Linked DNA regions of Homo sapiens: all the other regions are linked to region 2. Evidence: chromatin loops called from intact Hi-C (ENCODE). Cell type or tissue: Caco-2. All regions are shown on one strand.

The links. Peaks named below come from ENCODE experiments on the same cell type or tissue, not always from the same donor. Only the 100,000 strongest peaks of a DNase experiment are listed, where the experiment ranks them.
Region 1: a loop joins it to region 2, with 9 times the contacts of the local background. A loop is called at or near these places in 31 of 110 quality-filtered maps.
Region 3: it touches region 2 in a loop (5-fold over the local background); 5 of 110 quality-filtered maps call a loop at or near these places.
Region 4: a loop joins it to region 2, with 9 times the contacts of the local background. A loop is called at or near these places in 31 of 110 quality-filtered maps.

What each region holds. Positions count from the first base shown.
Region 1 is chr21:31,097,586-31,100,085 of GRCh38, reverse strand. No RefSeq gene overlaps it. Among named protein-coding and RNA genes, the nearest start is that of KRTAP19-8, 60 kb to the right of the region's middle. In Caco-2, a CTCF peak has its summit at 1,376 (motif pointing left); a DNase peak (open chromatin) is centred at 1,325.
Region 2 is chr21:31,579,755-31,582,254 of GRCh38, reverse strand. No RefSeq gene overlaps it. Among named protein-coding and RNA genes, the nearest start is that of TIAM1-AS1, 22 kb to the right of the region's middle. In Caco-2, a CTCF peak has its summit at 1,309 (motif pointing right); a DNase peak (open chromatin) is centred at 1,264.
Region 3 is chr21:31,456,812-31,459,311 of GRCh38, reverse strand. It overlaps a transcript of TIAM1 not described here. Among named protein-coding and RNA genes, the nearest start is that of TIAM1-AS1, 100 kb to the left of the region's middle. In Caco-2, a CTCF peak has its summit at 1,504; no DNase peak of the experiment used is centred here.
Region 4 is chr21:31,346,689-31,349,188 of GRCh38, reverse strand. It overlaps a transcript of TIAM1 not described here. Among named protein-coding and RNA genes, the nearest start is that of TIAM1, 3.7 kb to the right of the region's middle. In Caco-2, a CTCF peak has its summit at 1,546 (motif pointing left); no DNase peak of the experiment used is centred here.

The sequences.
Region 1 (2,500 bases), 480 kb after region 2:
GGACTATAGGTATGCGCCACATGCCCAGCTAATTTTTGTATTTTTAGTAGAGACAGGGTTTCACCATATTGGCCAGGCTGGTCTTGAACTCCTGACCTCGTGATCCGCCCACCTTGGCCTCCCAAAATGCTGGGATTACAGGTGTGGGCCACTGAGCCTGGCCAAGATATTCCTTTATAGCAATGCAAAAACAGACTAACACGCTATAGGTCCTCAAATACTTGCTAACAAAGGGAGGGTCTCAACTTGATATTTGATAATGTTGGATATTTAGATCATTTACATTTTAGCTATTGTAAATAAAACACTGTGATGTGAACGTTACCTTGAAAACAATGACACCCTTGTATAATTATATTATCAACAGTAAAATTAATCACACCTTTAAAATAATTCCACCTGGAGATTGCATTTGTATTATACACTTCAGAACATGTACCTATACATGTATCTGGTCCTCCCAAACCCTGTCAGATGAATTGGGCGGATAAGCTTATCTTTTCTCACCATCTTAGAGGTGAGGGAGGAAGGTGTGGCTCACACCACAAACAGCAGCTTTTGTGTTTCGTGTTCATGACCGGGATTAGACCGCACACAGAGGGAAAGACTGGAAGACCGTGCATTTCCAAGCCAGACAGTTTATCGATTAGCTATCATAACAGGACTGTATGCTAGAAATCCAAGGAGCAAGATGCCACTCTGCTTCTCGTAGTAAGGATAACAGAGCAAGCTCGCCACGCATCAAGGGCTTTTTGCCGACCCAGCTTTGAGGGTATGACGTGTACCCCCGTGCTCCCTGCTGGAGACCTGTAGGATCGTCTCAAGCTTTTTTGGCAATGTCCACAAAGGAGTTAAATCTGACTTAGCAACCAGGCTGTGAGTTTCCGGGGTCCAGGAGTGGGAGATGAGCAGGAACCCGTCCCAAGCAGGAATCTGTCCCAAGTTCATCTTTTAGCTAAAGGGAGGGCTGTGGCCCCTCACGCTGCTCTGGGTTGGGAGCGGAGCATCGGTGTATTTAAGAGCATCCAGGTGATTGTAATGTGCCAGTTGGATCTAATTTACCTTGAAAATTCGTGCATTTAACGAACAGGTTCTGGCAGTGAAGAGCCGGAGAATGATTTTTGTCTTGATAAAGAAATAAAGGGGATAAATAGAATGTTGGCTGCGGTTGCTGCTTATCGAACGTTTTTCCCAGATCTAAGGGTTTGCCCGAGTAGGAAGGATGCGGAAGGATGCGGAAGGATGGCGTTCCACCTTATTTCCACCTCCCTCACAGCATCCCGCCTGGTACCGTGCCTGGCTGGTTCGGGGCACTTTCAGCGCGGTCCTGTGCGAGGACGTTTCTCTGGTGCCCTCTCGCGGTGGATCAGCAAAGTGCCGCATTTTATTTAGAACCAGAATGGACGTAGAAGGACCCTTGGACGTCATATTTTGTAACCCTCTCATTTTACAGATGAGGAACCGAGGCCTAGAGCAGTGAAGCGGTTTGCCCAGGCTCACATGCCTAGTAATTAGGTTAAGTGGGGTTTGGCTGGGGACAGTGTTTAGGAATAGGAGAGGGTAACTCAGATCCCTGGAGTTCGATAGCCTGAACAAAGGCTTGGGAAATGAGAATCAGCTGGTGATGGATGGAATTAGAACAGATGCTGGGTGCCACACACAAGGCCACGGGTGATTGCTGCTGCCACCACTGGAGCCTCAGAACCTGAAAATTTACAAAGCCCCTCAAGGCCAATATGTCCCAAACTGAACTTATCATTTCCACCTTCACTTTATCTTCTTCCGTCATCTCAGTAAATGGCCTCACCTTCTCTCAGGTTGCTCAGGCTGGAAAACTAGTCATCTCTCTCTGTAGTCCACATCCAATCCATCACTGAGTCCTGCTTCCTGTAAAATTTAGGCCGGGTGCAGTAGCTCACGCCTGTAATCCCAGCAATTTGGGAGACTGAGGAGGGCGGATCACTTGAGGTCAGGAGTTCGAGACCAGCCTGGCCAACACGGCAAAACCCCATTTCTACTAAAATACAAAAATTAGCTAGGCGTGATGGTGGGCACCTATAATCCCAGCTACTCGAGAGGCCGAGGCAGGAGAATGGCTTGAATCCGGGAGGTGGAGATTGCAGTGAGCTGAGATCGCACCACTGCACTCCAGCCTGGGTGACAGAGCAAGACCCTGTCTCAAAAAAATAAAAAAAAATAAAAAAAATTATCTTGAATCCTCCACTGCCACAACTTCCCCTTGCCTATGACTATGAAAACCTGGGTAGTGGACATCTTCCAGCCGTGGCTGTCCAAATGTTGAACACCCTCCTTGCATAGATAGCGTCTCACCTCGGGAGCATTGTCCTGCTTTCTAAAGGTAAAATCTGGTCAGCTTCCTTTCCCAGCCCTCCCACACACCCCTTGCAACTGGAATGTAGATGTGTGTGCTGGGCTTTACTCAATTGGGTGCAAACCCAGGAAGCTGCAATATGGAAGTGAGTGATGTGATGAAGCCTGA
Region 2 (2,500 bases):
TTCAAGTGATTCTCTTGCCTCAGCCTCCTGAGTAGCTGGGACTACAGGTGCGTGCCACCATGCCCAACTAATTTTTGTATTTTTAGTAGAGATGGGGTTTCACTGTTGGCCAGGCTGGTCTCAAACTCCTGACTTCGTGATCCACCTGCCTCGGCCTCCCAAAGTGTTAGGATTACAGGAGTGAGCCACTGCGCCTGGCCGTGCTATTATTATTATTTGTTATTTGTAGGTATGACCAGTACACAGAACATTTAAAAAAAGCACAAAAACACTTCTAAGAAACCTTTGTATTTTGAAAAATACGATCTTAAAGCAAATTTTCTGTAATGGGAATCCTGTTTTCCTATCATTTTGTTACAGAATTGTAGGAATATTCCTCTGGGAGGAAAAATGTCTTCAACAGAATAAGTAGAAAACAGGATAAAAATGAAAATAAGAAAAACTGTTGTGGGGCAATGGGCCTGTTTATGCACTGGTGTAACGAAAGGCTTGGACCAGAAACAGCAGAAGTGCCAAGCTTTCTGTGAGTTGCTAGCCCTATGTGGAGCTAAAATTTTTTTTTCAGCCAGGCACAATGGCTCATGCCTGTAATCCCAGCACTTCAGGAGGCTGATGTGGGTGGATTGCTTGAGCTCAGGAGTTCAAGACCAGTCTGGGTAACATGGTGAAACCTTGTCTCTACAAAAAATACAAAAATTAGCCAGGCGTGGTGGCTCGTGCCTGTGGTCCCAGCTACTTGGTAGGCTGAGGTGGGCAGATCGCTTGAGCCTGGGAGGTGGAGGTTGTAGTGAACTGGGATGACACAATAACACTACCGTCTGGGTGACAGAGTGAGATTCTTGTCTCAAAAAAAGAAAAAATTTTTTTCTTTGACATAGACGCTTAGTCACTAGATTAAGTCCTCTAGAACACTAGAACATGTTTCTTTCACGCTAAAGCACACACGAATCACTTGGAGGATCTCATGAAAATGTAGAGTCTGAGCCAGTGCCTGTATTCCCAGCAACTCAGGAGGCTGAGGCAGGAGGATTGCTTGAGCTTAGGAGTTTGAGACCAGCCTGGGTAACACAGCAAGACCCGGTCTCTAAAAAAAAAAATGTAGAGTCTGATCCCACATTTACAAGCTCCTAGTGATCCCGATACTGCAGGCCCTAGGACCACACTTTGCACAGCAAGATTGAAGGTCAGGATTTCTCTCCAGCCTCAGCTTCCCAGGTACTCCACTCAGGGGTTCCAGACCATCTCCGTCTGTCCAGACTAGAACACACTTGTCACACCATGCCTAGCCAGCAGGTGTCATCAGAGTGCTCTGAGAGTCACACCAGATCAGATTTCTAAGGACCCTTGATATGTTTCAAAAAGATTCATGTATAGGAGCTGTAAGAATCTCCCAAGTAAGCATATTCCATAGCTTTGGGTTATAATTTGAACCCCCAAGCAAAGTGACCAGTGAGGGAGACTCTCACTAAGTATTTATTTTTATTTATTTATTTATTTTTTGAGACGGAGTCTCGCTCTGTCACCCAGGCTGGAGTGCAGTGGCACGATCTCAGCTCACTGCAACCTCCGCCTCTGGGTTCAAGCGATTCTCCTGCCTCAGCCTCCCAAGTAGCTGGGATTACAGGCATTTGCCACCACACCTGGCTAATTTTCGCATTTTTAGTAGAGACGGGGTTTCACCATGTTGGCCAGGATGGTCTGGATCTCCTGACGTCGTGATCTGCCCGCCTTGGCCTCCCAGAGTGCTGGGATTACAGGTGTGAGCCACCATGCCTGGCCAAATCTCACTAAGTATTTTTATAACTGTTTTTTTCTTTCTGATTTTAAAATCATCTGTCCATGCCGTACTGTGGAAATTTGGCTCTAGACATTTGTAATAGGTAAGAAGTGCTTTAGCCATGCTTGCTACAGTTCAATTTTTAGACAGCTTTCTCATGCATTTATCTTATTGCTAGAAGAATCTTTGCTACTATTATTATTCCCACTTTACAGATGAGAAAACAAAGGCAGAGAGGGGATGTAGTGATTAGTTCAGTGCAACAAAGATAGAGATGAGATTCAACCTCAAGCTTCTACTTATAAGTCTCTTCTTATCCTAGTGTTTATGGAGAAGGAAAAAGATGGCATTTGGGCTTTCTTTTGCAAAAAAACTTTATTCTTCTTACCCAGATTGAAAGTTAACTAATCTCTATAGGGGATAATGGTCTACACTTTAGGAGTTCCTGGGTTCCTGATCAAAGGCGCTGGGATACTGATAGTTCTCAGCATAAATCCTCCCCAAATAAAATTACACACTTTGAATTGAATACAATGATCTGAGATGCAAGAGTTCTATAAACATTGTATTTATTCCTGTCCTACATATGGTATCAAAACCCCCTTACAAATTTTCTGGGGAGATTAGAAATTAGTGAAGAGGTAACTTTTTTTTTTTTTTTTTTTTTTTGAGACGGAGTCTAACTCTGTAACCCAGGCTGGAGTGCAGTGGCGTGATCTCGGC
Region 3 (2,500 bases), 120 kb after region 2:
AGCCAGACAATCTCTATGAAAAAATAAAAAAAATTAACTGGGCATGGTGGCACGTGCCTGTAGTCCTAGTTACTCAGGAGGCTGAGGTGGGAGGATCGTGTGAGCCTGGGAGGTTGAGGCCACAGTGAGCTTTGATCTGCAGTCAGCCTGGGTGACAGAACAAGACCCTGTCTCAGTCAATCAATCAATCAATCAATAGCAATCAAGTCTCCTTACTCCTCCGGTTGAACTTCCAATGGCTTCCCATTATAGTTTGTTTGAAAGCTAGACTTTCTGCTGGGACTAGGAGGCCTCAAGGGATTTGGCCCCGCCTCTCTCTCACCTCCTGTCCTCCTCATTTAGGGCACTTCAGAGGCCTTTCTTCTGGGACTAGAATACACGCAGCGTGCCCCTGCTACAGGCCTTCCCACTGCATGCCCCCAATACTCTCCTTCCAAGCTCTGCCTGGCTAGCCATTCACTTCCTTCAGGTCTTGGCTCAAATATCGCCTCCCCGGACAGGCTTCCCTGAGAACCTAAGCTGAAGTAGCAGCCCTCTCCCCAGACCCCTCCCTCCCCTCCCCTTCCTGTTCCGGCTCTGTTCTCGTCATGGCACTCATGGCCACCTGACTCTTTCTCATGGACGTATTCATTGTCAGTCGCTCCCATTAGAGTAAAGGGTTCCCAAGGATGCAGGTGCCCATTGTCTAAATCAGCGCAGGTGCTGTCATTCAGAGACAGGTCTGCTAAGCAGGTAAATTCTTCAGTTGGACAGTGTCTGGTAAGTACAGTTTCCCAAGAAGAATACATTGAGGGAATAGTTCAGACTTAGAAATATATATTGTGATCTATCTCGGTAACAAAACCAAACCAGGACAGTTTTCTTTTTTCTTTTTCTTTTTCTTTTTTTTTTGAGATGGAGTTTCGCTCTTGTTGCCCAGGCTGGAGTGCAATGGTGTGATCTTGGCTCACTGCAACCTCCGTCTCCCGGGTTCAAGCGATTCTCCTGCCACAGCCTCCTGAGTAGCTGGGATTACAGGCGCCCGCCCCCTATGCCCAGCTAATTTTTGTATTTTTAGTAGGGACGGATTTCACTATGTTGGCTAGGCTGGTCTTGAACTCCTGACCTTAGGTGATCTACCCACCTTGGCCTCCCAAAGTGTTGGGATTACAGGCGTGAGCCCCCGCACCCGGCCGATTGTTTTATCGAACCTCATGTGTTAGGGTAGCCCACAGTGTGGAGGGTTGTAATACAAGGTGTCTGACTTCCTGTGCCTTCAGGCCTCAGTAGCCTCCCTAGTCCCCTGGTCTAGTACAGTTTTAGTTGGGTAACAAGGGGACTTGCCTATCTCAGGATCTCTCAGTTTCTGAACTACTGACATTGTGGGCTGGATACTTTGTGGTGCAGTCTGTGCCAAGTATCGAAGGATATTTCAGTGCAGCCTTGGCCTCTGCCCAGTAGAGGTCAGGACACCTTCCTAGCTGGGACAACCAAAATGTCCCCAGACATTGCTAAATGACCCCTGGAGGCAGGAGGTGGGGGGACACAAGATTACCCTGGTTGAGATCCACTGGCTTAGTGAAACACCTGCATACCCAAGGTTCCACCATTATTAACCTTTTATACCATTCTTTATCATTTACCTATTAGTGTGGCTGAGATTTGCTAATGTATAAGAAAGTGCTTTGAAACATAGCATGTTATTCAAATTTAGATATGACAATGACCGTAGTTTTCTTTTGTCATCTACATTTGTGGTCTCCGTTCCTTTGTTATCATTGTCTTACTTTTCATTTGTCATTTATGAAATATCTCCCCCCTAACCAGAATGTTGCTCTTCACTAATATATTGAAGTGTGTTTGATGGTTAAAATCACAGAGAAAGTCTTGACTGGAAGGAATCTTGAGGGACCTTTGGACAAATATTAAATGTCCTGTTAATGTCGTTGTCATTGCTGTCATTATCATGATCTTTTTCAATGCCTTTAATTTAAAGATGAGGAAGCTAAGGGGACAGTGGTGCACCCAAATCTTGGCTAATGGTAGAGCAATGACCGTCTGGGTGTTTCTGTGGAATTTACTTGCACTTTTGTTTTCTGTGAAGTTCGTGCTGGGATTAGCAGAGCTCTCTACCTCCTCCTCTGAGCTCCCTGCCGGAGCCTGAACATAAAGTGCCCGTATTCTGGGCTCATGGAAGATTTGTTAATAAGAAATTTTCTAAAAAAATGATCAGGGAGGAGACATGGGGAGTCAGTAAAAAGGGGGAGAGAGGAGCATCTTAAACTGCAAAGATGTTGAACTGGAAAAGGAAAACTGTGAAAAACATTGCAAAAGGAAAAGAAATAGAAGGAATCTGTGGAAGAATCAAATCAACCAAGTGCAATGTTGGGTCTTGTATGGATCCTGATTTGAACACAACAACTGTGAGAGAAGGAGAGAGAGGCAGACAGAATCAGGGACATTTAAACAGGGAATGGTTAATTGGTGGTGGTAAGGATTTTTGGGTGGTGGGTGGGATGAT
Region 4 (2,500 bases), 230 kb after region 2:
CTAATTTGGGGTAATGAAAACAATGGGGGCTTTAAAATCATGGAAACTTATAATTGGAAGATAGAGCTCAGAAGGCAGAGAAAATTAAATCGAACATTCATCATTTTATAGTAAAGGAAATTGAAGCCCTTGGATTTTAGGGAATTTGCCACACAGTCCCTGCAATGCATTCTGGAGGTGGTGTTTAAAAGCTATTAGAGTTTCCTGGCCTCTTTTTGGCTGGCCCTGTATTTTTTAAGAATATCTCTATGTATTTGTTAGGTATTCTGTTTTCAGATAGAGAAAACTATGTAAAGAGTCTCTAAGTTTGGTTGGCATAAGGTTTACTTTGAAGTTGTAAAACATTCTTGTATCAAATCAAATTTAATGAAGACTGTGTTTTAAAACTTTGCCTAGAAAGGTGAACCTTGTTTGTCTCTCAGAGAATAGAAAGACCCCATCCAGGGCTGAAACAAGTGTTTGCAGTGTTTTCAAACATGTCCGTATTCCCAAGCAGACCCTCAGATTACCTAGCATGGGAGTGTGTGGGATGGATCCATATTTAGACCTTTCATCAGTTTCAAATATAAAAAATTGATTTTGGCAATCCGTTGGTAGTCAACCACAAAATGTAGTTATGAAAAACCTTCTGCATTTCCATAGCAGTCCAAATATGGATTCCATTAACAGGATGCATATTTGGAACTGCAGTTATGCTGGGAAATCGTGTTTGGATTCAGGTAATTTGACGGTGTTGACACCCCTGTTGCGTATCACCTAACACGAGGAGGAGGAGGAGACTCTTCCCTGGCCTTGCTGCTGATAACATTGTTGCTAGGTGACATAGGTGAGGACGCGTTGGTGCCAGCACTTCTTACCTTGTTTTTGTTCTATGAAGGCTTGAAAAGGTGGAGGTAAGCTCCATTGTGGCTGATGGCTTCAAATTCGCAGATCTTGAAGACACCTTGATTCCTGACCAAGTTGGTTCTGGAGACCCCTGAAGAGCAATCCAGAAAATGCTTGCTTTTGGAAGTCATCTCTGTCACTGAGAATGCAATTTGAAAGGAATTTTAAAGCCCAGCTATTGTAGATCTAATATATAGAGAGAGAGAGTGAGCAAGCTAAACACTTGAGTTAAAATTTTTGGAGAGAATATGCTTAAATAAACTCTCCATACGTTTTCATTTCTGAGTGTAAATCCACTTGACAAAGGGAAAAAGAAGTTTAACCCTTTGTGACCTTTTCTCCACATGCCACATATTGTTTTCCAACATGAATTTATTTTTTATGTAGTCCTCTTCTGTCTGTTTAGCCAGCTCTTGTGCAAATATCCACTAACAATTCACATACCTCCTAAGGGTGTCAGGGTTTGCAGTTTCTCTGAACGTTCGTGCATAAAGTTGTCAGGGTTTGCAGTTTCTCTGAACGTTCGTGCATAAGGGTGTCAGGGTTTGCAGTTTCTCTGAACGTCCGTGCATGCATCTTTTCTTTTGCGGTGATGTGTGTTATTTTTGTATCATTTAGCGTCATTCCCAGGTTCATCCCGATCTTGAGAAATTAACAACAAAAGTCAGCTGTGCTCCCTCTACTGGTTGCATTTCTTTGGAGCAGAAATACTGTACATTTGTGTATAAGTTCATTGCTGCTGATGGGGCTCGGACCTGCGTTCACATTTTCTTTTCCGAAATTCGCATGACTTAAAAAGCAAAACGAGTGGCTTTCAGAACTGCAGGTTAAGAAACTGGTACCTTTAGAGGGATAGGCGTCTTCCTTACTGCCCACTTGTCTACTAGTGTTGTGGGGGAATCTTCCTGGGCAGGAGGACACAGCCCTTCTGCTATAGCAGTAAATTCTTGGATGCTAAGTCCTGCTTCCCTCCGAGGCCCAAGGCCAATGCCTGGGGCCTCTCCAGTTCTGATATTGCTGTATTTTCATCACTATCAGGTAAGCCGTTCTGTTCAGATCTGTGAAAACCTGCCCGCCACTGTATGGAGCCAGCAGGGTTTATGTAACGTGTTCACATGTTGCTCAGACTCTTGATCTCAAGTTATTCTTCTCTAGAAGCATCTACAGGGGACCCTTTATTTTTAGGCCTGAGAGATAGGGAAGAAGGTGGGGACTATTTGGTTTAATCCAACATGTATGTATTGCGTCCCCACCATATATGTGGCTTTAAGAAAATTCAAGATGAGCAAACCTACTGTTCCCCCACGTCCCCTTTAGAGAAACACTAAGTAACAACAAAAAGCTCTTCTCCCCCTCCATGCAAAATTAAATAATAATATCAGAAAGAAGGTGAAAAAAAAGTATATGCCCCCCACCCACCCAGAGCTAAAAGAAACCTTCTTAGGTAATCATGAGACCAGAAAACCTGTAGGCAAGATGTGCTCCCCGTGTAAGCCCACTGCTCTGATGCTCTGACCACTGACTTCATGGTGCTTGCCTTCCTCTTCCCACGAGTGATTTGTAACATTCTTTTCTATATGCTGTAATGAGATGAAGCGCCTTCCTGTTGTGTGTG